Regions from separate parts of the Homo sapiens genome. Here region 2 is linked to region 1. A link is an interaction called in ENCODE POLR2A ChIA-PET data of the cell type or tissue named here. Cell type or tissue: GM12878. All regions are shown on one strand. Links, peaks and the distances in the headings refer to the core of each region. The heading gives the core; the rest is flanking DNA. Region 1 overlaps WBP1L (WW domain binding protein 1 like). Region 2 overlaps SFXN2 (sideroflexin 2).

Region 1 (2,814 bases), core at 159-2,658:
ACTTTATTGTAAAATAATTTGTGTTAGAGGATTTTACCAAACCATAGGCTGATGTAAGTTCCGAGCAGTTTAAGGTAAGCTAGGCTAAGCTATGCTGTTCAGTAGATTAACTGTGTTAAATGCATTTTTGACTGACGATATTTTCAATTTATGATGGGTTTACCAGAACATGACCCCATCGTAAGCCGAGAAACTTCCGTACTGTGTTAAAAACTGTTTGAGGAACACTGGATTAAATGATGCTTCCACTGTTCTGCTCTCCCTGGGAAAGCGGAGGCAGAACGGTGAAGCAGAGTGAGGTCTTGTTTATTCCAGGCCCCCTGCCTCGGTGCACAGAAGATCCGAGAGAAAAGCTGACTGACAGCAGTAGGTCATGAGGATGCCACTTGTTTAGATTTCAAATGCATTCCACTCTATGTCTCACTTAAGACCAGTTGACAGCCATGTGTTCCGAGCCTGGGCTGCCTCTGGTGAATTTTCCTGAGACAGAAGTGTCATTGGATTCTTTCTTGTGCCAAGTGTAGGCACCACTGCCTCTTTTAGAAACTATGTGGACACTTTGAACTGTGCTCTTTTAAGCCAGTGCCGGAAGAATGGCATTCGCAGGGCCTGGTAAACTGGGGAGAAACTTTCTGATGTTTTTATGAAAGGCATGTTTTGCTCTGAAGTCAAAGAGTGTGTGTTCTGGCCAAAGTAGCAAGCATAGATCTGCTTTTTCCACACGCACCAGGCTTCAGAGGAGAAGTTGACTAGATAGCCAGTGTCTCATTTTGTTTGTGGTGGGCATGGGATGGTGAAAACGGAAGGAGGAAGAAGTACAGGGGACAAGATATTTAGATGGTCCACAACTTGCGATGGTTCAACTTAATGGTTTTTCAGCTATGATGGTGTGAATGGCATACATGGCCAGTAGAAATCATTCTGTTTTTCACTTTTAGTACAGGATTAAGTAGATGGTATGAGAAATCCAACTTGATAGCCAGTGTCTCATTTTGCTTATGGTGGACATGGGAGGGTGGTGGTGGGGCGGCGGGGGAAGGAGCACATAGAAGGAACTCTGCGTGCAATGTTGTGAGGGCCTCATTGTCAGGGTTTATGAATTTCTCGTTTCCTTCTTTCTAAACTGTCATATCAGAATGTAAAGTTTTTAAGACCAAGAAACACCTAAAGATTTATGGTGGAAACGTGCACTAAGCCGGGGAACTGGTTTTCAGTCCTGTGCTTTCTCTTGTCCTCTCCGTGTGGCTTCAGGTGCCAGTCCTGTTTCTGCCCAGCCTCTAGCCCTGTAGACAGTCACTGGAGTGCCTGGTGTATACCCTTGGCCAAGTAGACAGTGTAGTAAAGCATGGCCCAGAGAGGAGGAGCCGACCATGTGACTTCAGTTTCCACTGGCAGCTGTCCGCCGGATGTGCACTGTGGGCAGGGCCAGCCTGAGTTGCCGCAAATACTGTGGCTTTAGTTTATTTGCTGAGCAGGGCTTTTTTCCTTCTTAACTCTGAGCTTCTTGGGGATAAGGACAATGTCTTATTCATCTTTGTATCCCTTGAACCCAACACAATGCTTGGCACAAAGACAGCGTCCAGTAAGTGACTGTGTTATTGTTTAGAATGAAGAAATGTTGAAGGCCACATATAGCAGATGCCTTACAGGTTTCGTCATCTGCATAGTGGCCCCAAGTACATTTTGGGCTGAGGTTAACGTTGGTCTGGGAGGTATTTTATATCTTACATGTGAAACTTTTTTTTAAAGTTCCCCTCCATCCTCATCCACCAGTGCTGTGGACAGAATTTGGCAGACAGCTAGATGGCCACTCAGTAGTGCCCTTTATGTGAGTGTCCCTGACAAGGGACAGTATGAATCCTGGATCCAGTCAGGATTCTTTTTCAATAAGCAAAAATGATCTAGCAGATTGAAATTAGACTGGGTTATCTGAGCAGTTCGGCCCTTTATTGAAAAGTAAAGAATTTCAGTTGTAGATTTTTTTTGTTGTTGCCCTCTTTAGGATCACACTGTGAATTAACCTTGGAGAGAAAGTGTTTTAAAAAGAAGAATGGAATAACTGAGCAGATGCTAATCCTAGAATACATACCGCTTTAATTATTCCAGGAAGTTTCACAGAAAAGCCAGTTTTATTTAAAATGTACTGCTAATTACCAGGGAATCATCACCCTCCTACCGGCTGAGGTTAGCACCGGAACATGAAATGTTTCTACTTGGACCTAAAGTGAGGCAGCCCTTGCCTGTCCTGTCTGAGGAAAACTTCACTCTGCCAATTGCTTTTGTGTCCTGAATCTCCTCTCCTCTTTAATAAACCATATTTTTTCCCCTAAACTCTGTTGTTGTTGTGTAAATCTTTTAAAGTTTTTTTTGTTTGTTTGTCTTTTTTATTTTTTATTTTTGAGATGGAGTCTCGCTCTGTCGCCCAGGCTGGAGTGCAGTGGCGTGATCTTGGCTCACTGCAATCTCTGCCTCTCTTGTTCAAGCGATTTTCCTGCCTCAACCTCCTGAGTAGCTGGGATTACAGGCGCGCACCACCACGCCTGGCTAATTTTTATATTTTTAGTAGAGACGGGATTTCATCATGTTGGTCAGGCTGGTCTCGAACTCCTGACCTCGCGATCTGCCTGCCTCGGCCTCCCAAAGTGCTGGCAATACAGGTGTGAGCCACCGCGCCTGGCCAAAGTTGATTTTCTTAATGGAATAAACATTGATACAAACTGTTTTGGGGGCTGGTGAATAGACAACCAGGAGGACAATGATGAGAAGGAAAGTGTTCAAAAGCTGTCATTTAATATGCTAACATGCTTTTTTAAT
Region 2 (2,814 bases), core at 160-2,659, 76 kb before region 1:
AATCACCTCGATGCTGCTGACTCAGTTTTTTCCTTCTAGCTCTGACCTCTGTTTCCTTTCAAGCCTGAATACCCACAGGCTGATGAACTTCTTATTCAGCAAATACTTGAATATTGTGCTAGGCACTGGGGTGACAGTCGTGAGCAAAATGAACATACCACCTCACTTCACAGGTGAATTATTTAACTTAGCTAAGGTGCTATTTCCAAGAAAAAAACAAAATGACCTAGTAGTAGAAGCTATAGAAGTAAATCTGAAAATTATTTGTACAAAAAAATAAAAGGACAAATAGGTACTATTTAGTGAAGAGAGGAAAGACTAGCTTTTGAGTATTGTGTTTGGAAAGGACCTGAGACAGGAAGAGGCCTATTGCATTTAAGAAAATCCCGGCCGGGCTTGGTGGCTCACGCCTGTAATCCCAACACTTGGGGAGGCCGACGCGGGTAATGGGTCACGAGGTCAGGAGATCGAGACCATCCTGGCTAACACGGTGAAACCGCGTCTCTACTAAAAATACAAACAATTAGCTGGGTGTGGTGGCACGCACCTGTAATCCCAGCTACTCAGGAGGCTGAGGCAGGAGAATTGCTTGAACCCAGGAGGTGGACGTTGCAGTGAGCCGAGATCGCACCACTGCACTCCAGTCTGGGTGACAGAGCAAGACTCCCTCTCAAAAAAAAAAAAAAAAAAAAAAAAAACCCATGGCAGGACCGGGGCTGGTAGCTCACTCCTGTAATCCCAGCACTTTGGGAGGCTGAGGCAGGTAGATCCCTTGAGCTCAGGAGTTGAGACCAGCCTAGCAACATAGGGAGACCCTGTCTCTACAAAAAATACAAAAACTAGCCGGGCATGTTGGCACATGCCTGTGGTCCCAGCTACTTGAGAGGCTAAGGTCAGAGGATCGTTTGAGCCTGGGAGGTGGAGGCTGGAGTAGTGAGCCATGATCATACCACTGTACTCCCACCTGGGCAACAGAGCAAGACCCTGTCTCAAAAAAAAAAAAAAATCCCATGGTATTTGAAACTTAACATGCAGAAATCAAGCTTACTATTAATATTTTCTCCCTCAAAGCCAATTTTTCTGTGCTCTCCCTGTTAGCACCTATCGCCCAAGTCAGAAACCCTAGGTATCACTCTGGATATTTGTCATGTGTCAACTTGGCTAAGCTAAGCAAGACTCCCGGGATTCCCTCTCTGGTATATTCCAGTTATAGTGGCTACCCAGGAGCACACACACACCATCTTCCAGCTCTTCAGACAAACAGTAATCTAGGTGCTGCTGTGAGGGGATTTTGCAGACCTAATTAAATTCCTCAATTGTTTGGCTTTAAGTTAATCAAAAGGGAGATTATCCTGGGTGGCCTGACCTAATCAGGTGGAAGCCCTTTAAAGGAGGGCTAGAACACCCCTGAACCCCCTCTGAGGTTCTGGACTCTGAGCCATTACCCGCGTTGCTCCCTCTCCCCTGGGATGGTCTGTTGCTGGCCGCCTGCCCTGCTGACTTCAGGATTGCCTAGCCAACAGCCACAGTTATGTGAGCCAATTCGCTAATTCCTTGTGATAAATCAATTTCTATATTTTATCAATATTATATTACGTCAGCATTATATATATTTAGGCCAGGAGTGGTGCATGCCTGTAATCCCAGCACTTAGGGAGGATGAGATGGGAGGATTCCTTGAGCCCAGGAGTTTGAGATTACAGTGAGCTATGATTGCACCACTCCACTCTACCCTGGGCAACCAGCTGAGACCCTGCCTAAAAAAAGAAGAAAAAATTATAAAATCTATATAGATAGATCAACATATATTTATAACATATAAAGTTATATATTTATATATGATTTTATATAGCTATATGAATTATTTATGTTTATATATTATTTTTATATGTTATATTTAAACGTAATTCATGTCTATATAAATAAATGTATATATAAATTTATATATTATAAATATATGTTGCTATATCTATAAATTTAAAAAATTATATATTTATATAGTTATATAATTTATATATTTAGAAAATATATATTATAGTATACAAATATATTTTAGAAATATATAAAATATGTATATGTGTGTGTCATAGCCAGGTGCAGTGGCACACACCTGTAATCCTGGCACTTTGGGAGGCCAAGGCAGGCAGATTGCTTGAGCTCAGGAGTTAGAGGAACTCCATGTTGCCCCATGTTATGTTTTGGTATCTACCTGTCTGTCTGTCTGTAATCTACTGATTCTGCTTCTCTGGTTGAACCTTGACTGATAAAATGTTCCTCTTATACCTATTGCTTAGCAGACCTTAACATTCCGCTTCTTTGAAAGATTCTCTCCTGTTGGTCTCTCCTCTGAGTGCACGTGGGTTCATTTGAGCCCTACCTCTTCTTGCCTGGATTACTGGGGTTCTCGTCCAGCTGGTCTCCCTGCATCCCGTGAGGTCCATCCACATCCTGTTTATTCTCATGACTACCCAGTTTGTTCTTAGTAAACTACATATCTGATCTTGTCACTCTTCTTCTTAAAGTCTTTCAATGACTCCCTGAAGCTTTCAGGCAAACATTTAAAAGCGTCAGCTTTTTTTGTATGACTCCATTTTCTCTCCTCTCTTAGCATATCAATTATACTTCTTTTGAAAACCTTTTTAGTGGTTGCCCAGGAGTCTGCAATGTACATTTATGACTAATCCAAATCCACTTTCAAATAACACTATACCACTGCATGGAGTGTGCAAGTACCTTAGAATGGAGTCCTCCCAATTCTCCCCTCCTGTCCTTGATATTACTGCTGTCATGGATTTCTCTGATCCATAAACTGTA

The links. ChIA-PET counts read pairs that join two places held together with the same protein. Peaks named below come from ENCODE experiments on the same cell type or tissue, not always from the same donor. Only the 100,000 strongest peaks of a DNase experiment are listed, where the experiment ranks them.
Region 2: POLR2A ChIA-PET joins it to region 1 with 17 read pairs; 5 of 35 experiments call an interaction of 5 or more read pairs at or near these places.

What each region holds. Positions count from the first base shown.
Region 1 is chr10:102,795,172-102,797,985 of GRCh38, forward strand. All of the region lies in intron 1 of WBP1L (WW domain binding protein 1 like), which reads left to right. Among named protein-coding and RNA genes, the nearest start is that of CYP17A1-AS1, 36 kb to the right of the region's middle. RefSeq lists an enhancer at 1,139-1,188. In GM12878, for the core only: no CTCF peak of the experiment used is centred there; a DNase peak (open chromatin) is centred at 1,390; H3K4me3 peaks cover 737 bases; H3K27ac peaks cover 2,025 bases.
Region 2 is chr10:102,719,620-102,722,433 of GRCh38, forward strand. The region is part of intron 1 of SFXN2 (sideroflexin 2); the gene reads left to right. Among named protein-coding and RNA genes, the nearest start is that of SFXN2, 6.4 kb to the left of the region's middle. In GM12878, for the core only: no CTCF peak of the experiment used is centred there; no DNase peak of the experiment used is centred there.